Regions from separate parts of the Homo sapiens genome. Here region 1 is linked to region 2. Evidence: read pairs that join two places in POLR2A ChIA-PET (ENCODE). Cell type or tissue: MCF 10A. All regions are shown on one strand. Links, peaks and the distances in the headings refer to the core of each region. The heading gives the core; the rest is flanking DNA.

Region 1 (5,388 bases), core at 164-5,163, 360 kb after region 2:
AGTAACAAATATCTCCACCCCCGCACCCACACACACAATAAAAAAATAAAAGGTAATTTTTAAATGTTTTATATTATTATTTTTTAAAATAAAATTAATTAAAAATACACTTATCTTACCCCAGTTGTAAAAATAAATATATTGTACTACAACAACCATTTTCTCAGCACTCGTATCCTTCCTTAAAAATATTATTCTTGTTGAATTTACTTATTTTTGAAGGTAATATTCAAATATAATGGTATGTCTCTTGGAAACAAAGTTCTATTGTAGGCAACATAGTGAGATCCTGTCTCTAAAAAAAAAAAAAAAGAAAAAAATTAGTGTAGTGTGGTGGCACTACTCAGAAGCTGATGTGGGAGGATCACTTGAGCCCAGGATTTTGAGACTGCAGTGAGCTGTGATTCTTGATCAAATCACTGCATTCCAGCCTGAGCAGCAAACAAGGCCCTGATGCTAAAAAAAAGGACACAAAGTTTTAACACTATCATTCTAGGATTCTAGAGTGATAGTAAACATATGTTTTAAATAATCTTTCCCTTGATCCAACTTAGCTTTCTACCACTTTAAAATGATAGCTCTAGTAAATTATTAGCAAGATTATTATTTATGATTATATTTCACATTTAATTTTTCTATAGCATATGGCACTTTGGACAGCTACAAATTATTACGGGTGTTATGTAACTTATGAATGAAATCCAAGTTCTTTTCATTTGATTACAGATCTACATACCACTAAATAGATTGCTAATTACAGTAGTTGGGTATCTCCATTATGATGTCAATAACAAAGTTAGTGCCCTTATGGAACACTTCAATATAATTGACATCTGTTTTAAAATCTGGTAGAATACACTTCCTCTACTCCTACTAATGTTTGTGTTGAAAATAATCAGGGAGATATTGAAAACAAGCCATATGTTCAATGACAATAAATGCTTCAAATGGTCTCTTTGGACACATACTTCATTTGAAGTACAGTAAATGATTAATGTAGATTATTTTACAATTTCCACATGGATAAAAAGATTTGAGACACACTTTCTTCTCACCTCAAATGCATTGTTGACTGACAAGCACTTCTGGTGTTTATTAATACATAAAATAAAAGAGCAGAACATATGTTTGCTGGCATGGCATTCACAGTGGGGCTAGGCAGGAGGTCAAGAGCTGATTAAGATTTATTTCCCCTGCATACTTACTGCCCAATGATTCTTGTATTTATTTGGTTAGTGTAGAAGGGAGAGATTATTCCTGGAAAGTGCTCTTTACCTCAAACATTCAGAGCTCAAGAAAGTAGGAAGTGAAAAATGTCTGCAAAAAGAAGTGCTTAAAAGCAAAAGTTGTAGTCAGTAAATAATTACTACTAATAATGATGCTAATAATGCTGAGAATTTAAAGACAGATCCAACAAAGCTGGTTACATATGACATGTCTCCTTGTTCAGTCATTTATTCCCTGGGTATGTTTTAAAGATCCCAAAAAATAACATATTTTCTCTTACTCTTTCCTCTCTTTTGGGTTTTAAAAAATCTGCTTTTTAATATTTAGTATTTAATATACAAATATTTATATAATCTAAAATATCAGTATGGTGCATTTTTTGCACCTCACTTTTATTTCCTATTTGCTTTCTTAAATTTCTTTTTAGAGGCAGCTGACTCATTCTCCGTGGGCATCAGTTTGCTTATCTGTATAGCAGATATCCTAGTATCCCTCACAGGGATGTTATGAGCACAAAATGAGATAACAATGACAGTGCTTGGCACACAGCAGCCCTAAGTAAAGAATTTCTCCTTTCCTCCCTTCTTTCTTCACTTATTTTCTCGTTTCCCTTTGTCATTCTTTCCAAGTCTTAAATCCATGATATAATCTTTTTCAATTTAAGATTGCAACTGTGAATTTGTCTCAGTAAAAATGAAGAATAATGGCTCTTTTTACAGAAGGATTGGTGGAAGGAAGGAAGGAGGGGAAAAAGGAAAGAACAGAGGGAGGAAGGGAGGGAGACAGAAAAACAAAAAGGGAGAGCTCTTTAAACAAACAAACAAACAAACAAACAAAAAAACTGGAGTCACTCTGTCACCCAGGCTGGAGTGCAGTGGCGCTATCTCTCACTGCAACCTCCGCCTCCTGGGTTCAAGCCATTCTCATGCCTCAACCTCCCAAGTAGCTGGGATTACAGGTGCCCACCATGCCTGGCTAATTTTTATTGTTTTTATTTTTATTTTTTAGTAGAGATGGGGTTTCATCATGTTGGTCAGGCTGGTCTCAAACTGACCTCAAATGATCCACCTGCCTTGGCTTCCCAAAGTGCTGAGATTACAAGCGTGAGCTACTGCGCTGGGCTGAGTTTAATTGTTTTGATTTTTACAAATAAATGAGAACATGTGATGTTTGTTTTTCTTTGCTTGGCTTATTTCACTTAATATAATGATCTCCAGTTCCATCTATGTTGTTGCAAATGACAGGATCTCATTCTTTTCATGGCTGAATAGTACTCCATTGTGTATATGTACCACATTTTCTTTATCCATTCATCTGTTGATGGACACTTAGGTTGCTTCCAAATCTTAGCTTTGGTGAATAGTGCTGCAACAAACATGAAGTTGCAGATATTTCTTCAATATACTGATTTATTTTCTTTTTGGTATATACCCAGCAGTGAAATTGCTGGATCATATGGTAGCTGGGAGAGCTTTTCTTTATTAATGCTATTGGCACTTCAGTTTTTGTTTTGTCTCATATTTTTTATACTAACAAAAAGCAGACTTGGTAAAATATGGTAAGCATTCCAGATATTCAATAAAATTCTACAAATAAAATTCTGTGTCATTGAGTTATTATCTAGTTCTGTTTAAAAACTGCTGTGATTTAATGTGAGCTAGGTGTTGACTTATTATGTGTATCTAAAATGAATTTTTTTTTTTTTTTATTTTTGAGACAGGGTTCACTCTGTCACCCAGGCTAAAGTGCAGTGGCATGATCATGGCTCACTGCAGCCTCAACCTCCTGGGCTCAAGTGATCCTCCTGCCTCAGCCTCCTGAGTAGCTGGGACTACAGGTGTGTAACACCAGGCCCAGCTAATTTTTTTTGTATTTTTGTAGAGATGGGGTCTCCCTATGTTGCCCAGGCTGGTAAAATGGATTTTTAACATTAAACTTTTATTTGTATTTTAAGATAATTGTAGCTTCATATGCCCTTGTAAGAGATAATACAGAATGAGTGCAGGCATTCTTTACCCAGCTTCCCTAAAGTGTAACATTTTGCAAAACTTCAGTACATTATCACAACCAAGATACTGACATTGATAGTCAAGATCCACAAAGTTTCCATTACCTCAAGGACCTCTCATGTTGTCCTTTTATGGCCAGACTGACTGCTCTTTCACTTCCATCCCTCCTTAACCCCTGGCAACTACTAATCTGTTTTCTATTTTTATAATTTTAAGAATATTATATAAATGGAATCAGGTGGCTTTATTTTGTGACTGGCTTTATTCATTCAGTATCTTTGGAGATTCATTCAGGTTGTTGAGTTTGTCAATATTTCATTCATTTTTATTGCCAACTAGTGTTCCTTGGCGTGAATACCGCAGTTGTTTAACCATTCACCTGTTGTAGAACATATTTTTTCTTTTATTTTTGCTATTACAAATGAAACTAATATAAACAGCAATCTTTTTGTATTCATTTTTTCTGTGGTAAATGCCCATGAGTACAATTCCTGTGCCATATTGTAGTTTTATGTTCAGCCTTTTAAGAAACTGTCAATATGTTTTTCAAAGTGTCTGTACTATTTTATATTTTCACCAGTGATGGAGGACGGATAAAGATTTTCTGCATCTAGTATTTAGTGATGTCACTATATTAATTTTAGCCATTCTTATAGGAGTGTAATGATATCTCACTGTGGTTTTAATTTGCATTTCCCCAAAGTCTAATTACATAGTGTACGTATATACCATCTGTATATCCTCTTCTGTTTTATTAATTTCTGTATTCATCTTTTCACCGATGCCACATAGCCTTGACTATTGTAGCTATATAATAAGTCTTCAAGTCAGGTAGACTGATTTTTTTCCCCACTTAATTCTTTTTTGTATTCTTTTATTTAAAATTATTATTATTGTATTCTTTTATTTAAAATTATTATTATTATGCTCTGTCACACTGGCTCGAGTGCAGTGGTACAATCATAGCTCACTGTACCCTTCAACTCCTGGGCTCAAACAATCCTCCCACCTCAGCGTCCTGAGCAGCTGGGACTAGAGGCACAACCACGCGTGGCTATAATTCTTCTTTTTCAAAATTGTTTTGGATAGTCAAGTTCTTTTGCTTTTTTAATATAGATTTTGGAATAAATTTTCTATACCTACAAATGTTTTTCAAGGATTTTTATAGGAATTGCATTATATCTGTATGTTGATTTTGAGATAATGGACATATTTTCTATATTGACTCTTCCAAATTGATGAACACAGTATGTGTCTCCATTTATTTAGATCCTCTTTGATTTCTTTCATCAGTGTTGTGTAGCTTTCACAATACAAGATCTGTACATGTTTTGTCACATTTATATCCAAGTATTTCATTTTCGAGTGATGAAAATGTTATTGTATTTTTAATTTTGATGTCCATGTGTTCATTGCTGGCATGTAGAAATACTATTGACTTTTGTATATTTATCTTATATGCTGGAACTTTGCTGAACTCACTTACTAGTTTTAGGAATTCCATTGTATGTTCCTTGAAATTTTCTATGCAGATCATCACATTATCTGCAAATAGGGGTGGTTTCATTTCTTCCTTTGCGGTTTGTTTGCCTTTTATTTCCCTTGCCATCTCACACTGGCTAGAATTCCCAGTGTTATGTTGAGTAAGGGTAGTGAGTGTGGACATCCTTGTCTTGTTCCTAACCCTAGGGGTAAAGTATTTAGTCTTTACCACTAAATGCTAAATACTTTATTATTAAATATAACATTGATTGTATTTTAAAAATAGATTTTTTGCTAAGTTCAGAAAGTTCCACTTTCATCTTACTTTTCTGATAATTTTTATCCATGAAATTATGTCAAATGCTTTTTCATCAATTGATATAATCGTGATTTTTCTTCTTTAGCCTGATAATATAAAGGCCTATGTTAATTTTTGAATATGGGACCAGAATCTTGCATCCCTGAAATAAATTCTACTTGGTTATGATGTATAATTCTTTTTATATATTGCTGGATTCTATTTGCTAATATTTTATTAAGGAATTTTACTTCTTTTTTTTTTCTTTGAGATTGCTCACTCTGTCACCCAGGTTGGAGTGCAGTGGTGCAGCCTCAGCTAGTGAGCCGAGAGGTTGCAGTGGCAACCTCTGTTTCCCAGGCTCAAGTGATC
Region 2 (5,388 bases), core at 182-5,181:
GGTATTATGTAAGTCTGTTACTCTGCTGTTTACTAAAGCGGGAGGTCTGTCTTGGAAGTTTAAACCACTCGTCTTAATCTATTAGCATCCCAAGGAGCTACTTATAACTGTAACCGCCGACCCAATGAGCCAGCTTCTCCATCCAATGTTTCACTTAATGGTGTAGTTTATTACAGTTCAGCAGTCCCAGAGACTGGACGTCTGTGCAACGTGTTAAAACTCCTCTTCAACTGCTGCAGTAAAACTTTCTGCATGGCAGTGCCCAATTCAGGGAACGGGAGTTTCTTATGCTCAGTTAACGCGAACTCAGGACAAATCAAGCGAGAAAAATCAGTAGTCTCATCTCTGCCATTACTTACAGTTTTTATGGATTGTTTAATATAATGAAATAGTCACAGGGAAGAAATTCAATACCTCCATATTACATTCGCATACTTTCAAAGAGCTTTTTCAAATTCCTCATGAAATGATACCCATTTAATTTCAGTCTTGGAATTAGGGTTTTATCTTTCTTACACTCCTTACGGGGCCCTTAAATAATTACTAAAATCCACATTAGTCATTAGGGAACTTTAAAGATGAGAATTGCTCTGTCACAGGCTTTAATCCAGGGAGCCCTAAGTGCAGGGGTCCCAGCCTTCACTGTCTCTACACTATCATGTTGGCTTTTCTTCCCTATGAAAACACTAAGACTCTTTATTATGCTTATAACTTAGGTACATCTATGTCTTCTCAAAATTTAGTTTTTAAGAAAATATTTAAAGAATATCTAACTGTTTTTTCTTGCTGTTGTTTGTTTGTTGTTATTTTGAGACAGGGTCTCTCTCTCCCAGGGTGGAGTGCAGTGGTGCCATCACAGCTCACTGCAACCTCGACCTTCTTGGGCTCAAGTGATCCTCCCACCTCAGCCCCCTGAATAGCTGGGACTACAGCCATGTGCCACCATGCCTGGCTAATTTTTGTATATTTTTTAGAGACAGGGTCTCACTGTGTTACTCAGACTGGTCTCAAACTCCAGGGCTCAAAGCAATCCTCCCACCTTGGCCTCCCAATGTGTTGGGATTATAGGTGTAAGCCACCGCACCAGGCTCAACTATAAAGTTATTGATAGAACTTCCCAAATGATGGAAAAGACATAAGATTTTGAAGAAAAGAATCGAGAGAAACAAAAATAACTGGCAATGTAAGAGTTAAGCTACATGTTGCCACATCATCCATGTTAGGAAACCAAAAACCCCCAAATAGATTAATAAAAATGAAAAATAGGTTTAAATTTTAAAATAGGGGATACGTATCTTCTAAATGCTGTAATTAATAGAAAATGCTTTAGTACATGGTCTTTAATTTTTTTCTTTTTTAGCCGAGTATATGCAGGTAACTGCAGTTCAGCTGTGAATCTGTGCTGAAGGATCTAAGTGCACTATTTCTGTTTTCCGAGAGAGTTTAAAAAAAATTTCCCCCGCTTTTTCATTTCCAGATTATGTTCAGTTAATTATTAGAATGCTGAACATTCTGTCCTTAATACTCAAAAGTTCCTGACTTCTGGGTAGGCAAAGGGAAGCATAATGGATCCAAGGGAAATTCTTCCAGCCCTATTTTACTGGCCTTCTCTTCAAGTACATTCGTAAGAAATTCTGTTTAAATAAATTGGATTGTACTTTCAATTTCAGCTAAATGCAATTTGGAAGTGGCTTATTAGATACTCATAAAAATGTTCCGGCTTTCGGAAGTTAACTTTCTGTGAAAATAATAGCAAAAAATGGGTTATGTTAACTATGTATTTGGGGAGAACTGATTTCTAACACAGAGGCTCAGGGAGGATGGAGCAAGGGGGTGCACACTATTGTCCTAGGGTGCTGCTTTTGACTGGGGTAGAGCAGCAAAGAGCCGACCTGGGAGTTGTGGGAATTTAGAATGTTTTGGCCTAAGAGAATGCTTAGTCAAGGTGCTGACAGGGTTGGTTTCCTTCTGAGGCCTCTCTCTTTGGATTGGAGATGGCCGCCTTCTTGCTGCTTCTTCACATGGTCATCCCTCTGTGCATGCACATCCCTCATGTCTCTCGTGTGTTCAAATTTCTTCTTATAAGAACACCAGTCAGAGTGAACTAGGGCCTGCCTAATGACCTTATTTAACCTTAACTACCTCTGTAAAGCCCCTAGCTCCAAATATAGTCATATTCTGCGGTTTTGGAGGTTAGGGTTTCAACATACGAGTTTTGGGGCAACATAATTCAGCCCATAACAACAGTGAAAGTGATTTTACATGGTGTGTGTCTGATTTCAAAGCCTGTGGTCTTAACAACATTACAGTTACTACTTGTGTGTGTGTGAAGCTACTAAGGAGGTTGAAGGAAAGGGAATTTAAGCACATCTTTAATCATCAAGAAAGGTTTAGGCCAGGCGTGATGACTCATGCCTGTAATCCTAGCACTTTGGGAGGCTGAGGCGGGCGGACCTCAAACTCCTGAGGTCAGGAGTTTGAGATCAGCCTGGCCAACATGGTGAAACCCTGTCTCTACTAAAAATACAAAAATTAGCTGGGTGTGGTGGCGCATGCTTGTAATCCCAGCTACTTGGGAGGCTGAGGCAGGAGAATCGCTTGAACCTGGGAGGTGGAGGTTGCAGTGAGCCAAGACCGTGCCATTGCACTACAGCCTGAGCAACAAGAGTGAAACTCCATCTCAAAAAAACAGGTTTAGCAAAGCAGCTCTCCATGTGAGTAGAGCTTTGAAGGATGGACACACTTTTTTTCAATTTAAATTATAATTGTTTAAAAACTTAATACACATTTTTCTTTTTTTTTACTTTTTAACAATTTTTTCTTTTTATCACAGTTTGTCCAAAACAAGGAAGAATTTTTCTTACTATAAAAGTAAATGTGTTCTTTGTATAAAAATTAGAGAATTAGATAATAAAATGAAAAAAGACACTCAGAATTGTGCCATCAAGAGAAATCTCCTTTTAACAACTTGGCGTATATCTTTTAAAATCCAGTTTTCTTTATTTCAGATAGATTGATGGGTAGATAAATGGAGAAAGCAAGAAGGAAGAAGCAGGATTCTACCATTGTACTCACATATTCATTTTTGTTTCCTGGGTTTTTTTTACTCAATGTAACATGATGGAAATAGACCACGGATTTTGAGGGGTGGGGAGGGCAAAGGTATTTTTGGCAGAGGATTAGTTTGCACAGGATCATGGCCACAGAAGGATTGTAAGGTCTGACTCAGGAGGAGTGGTGCAACTTGGGCTGGCATTTAGGGTGAAGGGCCATAAATTCTAGACCATTGACTTGGTTGGTTTAATGCCCTACAAAACATGGAGTCAGATTTGTAGGGTTTTAAACTATCTGAGTTAGGGGTCTAGAATTTATTTGGTAGAAGAGATGAAACATAAAACTATTTTTGAACTTTCTAAAGCTCTGCTCTTTGTATAAAAATTAGAGAATTAGAAAATAATTTAAGGTTAATTTGTGGTAGAATGCCTAGTGGATAGGAATGTGAGGAGATTGAAGGGTTAAGAGCTTGCTAGAGAACTATTATCTAGGGGAGAGGAATCAGGAATAAAAACTAGGTAGAGACAGTAGGAAGGCAAATGAGTCACAGATGAGGAAGAATTCATAGAGTAACTGGGTAACTGACTCATATGTATGATGGGGAAGGGAAAAATCATAGAGTAACTGGGTAACTGACTCGTATGTATGATGGGGAAGGGAAAAATCCAAGATGGGCGAGGGCAACAAATGACAGGCCAGCAATCGCTATGGGGAGGTTGGAGGAAGAGTTGGCCCCTGGTGTAATAGGATAAGGTGTTGTCTTTGAGAGGTCAGTGACACATCCAGAGAAGAGGTGTCTGTCAGGCCATCACAAATATGAGTGTGTGGTAAAATGGCACATGTCTCTCAATTATCCATAAAAAGTCTCTCAAAGCCAATGGTGGACAATATACCAAAACCTTTAGTCCAGATCTTTGATTTTTGTTGCACTTTGTAAGAGACTGCCTCTTACAGAGTGTCCATGCCACCCATCCAATTCACTTGACCCCAGTGAACCCAATAACTGGTCAAGTTTAACTGAAATCTATATTCATACTTGGTTCTGGACTATAATTTCATTTTTAGATCCCGTTTTTGGAATAAATAGATCATTTCGTTCTTCTTGAAAGTAGTGAAGCAACTAAACCTCAGTTACTTACCTAAATGAGAAAGAAATATTATGAGCAAAAAGAGAGTGTGGTTGTTAACTTGCTGGCCCTGCTTTAAGCGCCAGACGGTCCACATTCTGGAATGATCGTGTCTATGTCTTACTCTCCCTATTATAACACCCCTCAGCCAAATTTCTGCTTATAAAAATGGCATGAATCTTATCCCAAGTCATTAAAAAGATTTCATACTATAAACCCAATGTTTAATGAACCATTGTGAGATTTGAGATTATACTGGTGTCAACCAGGAAGATGTCATTAACTCTTTAAGTCCTTAGGGTCTGAACTAGCAAATGACAAGCTTTAAAATGCTTCCACCATATCTCTGGAAAAAGATTCTCAAGGCCTTGTTTCCAGAAACACTGGCTGTGTGCAGCCAGTCCATTTACGGATTTGGCCACTGAATCTAAAACCGGAGTTATGCTTTCTGTTGATTCTTAAGACCCAACCTCATATACAAAAGGTTTCTTGAATCTATTTTTGTGTTTTCCAATGATCACTGCTCTCTGGTTTAATTCAATCCTCTTAACTCTTCTTGACCTTGACTGTTGCAATAGCAATAGCTTAACTGGTCTCTCTGCCTCTAGTCTCAGCCCACTTCATTCCATCCTCCATACTGCTGCCAGCATGATCTTTCTAAAACACAGCTCTCAACATGTCCCTTCCCTACTCAAAACCTCTAAAGACTCATATTGCTTGTAGAGGAGAATGCACAGTTTGTTAGTGTACCAGAGCAAAACTTTCTGTGTCTTTAGTTACCTTTCCAACCTTGCCTCCAGCCACTCCCTTGTGGCTTTTCACATTTGTCATTCCTCCATGACTTTGTGCACACTGATTTCTGGGTCGGTGATGCCTTCCGCCTGGTGAATTTTTCATTCTTCAAAGTCCAGCTTGCGTGTCGTTTCTGTGACTCTTTCTGTTTCCTCTTCCTCTCCCTTTCTGTGTTGGCTGAATGAATTCCTCTTTTATCTATGTTCCATTAGCTCTTTATTCACCTTATAATAATACACCTTGTGTTGTGGTATATGGTTAGCTATTTACATGTCTTCTTCTCTGGCTAAGCTCTAAGCTCCTCAGGGGCAGGAACTATATTATATTTACCCCTTCACCTTTGATTTCATCTTTGATTTTATTTCCTTTTCGGAGACTTAAAATAAGAGTTGTTAGAAAAGGCAGGAGAATCATA

Evidence for each region. ChIA-PET counts read pairs that join two places held together with the same protein. Peaks named below come from ENCODE experiments on the same cell type or tissue, not always from the same donor. Only the 100,000 strongest peaks of a DNase experiment are listed, where the experiment ranks them.
Region 1: POLR2A ChIA-PET joins it to region 2 with 5 read pairs; 2 of 35 experiments call an interaction of 5 or more read pairs at or near these places.

What each region holds. Positions count from the first base shown.
Region 1 is chr1:199,840,395-199,845,782 of GRCh38, reverse strand. No RefSeq gene overlaps it. Among named protein-coding and RNA genes, the nearest start is that of NR5A2, 180 kb to the left of the region's middle. In MCF 10A, for the core only: no CTCF peak of the experiment used is centred there; no DNase peak of the experiment used is centred there.
Region 2 is chr1:200,204,796-200,210,183 of GRCh38, reverse strand. No RefSeq gene overlaps it. Among named protein-coding and RNA genes, the nearest start is that of LINC00862, 170 kb to the left of the region's middle. In MCF 10A, for the core only: no CTCF peak of the experiment used is centred there; DNase peaks (open chromatin) are centred at 3,203 and 3,633.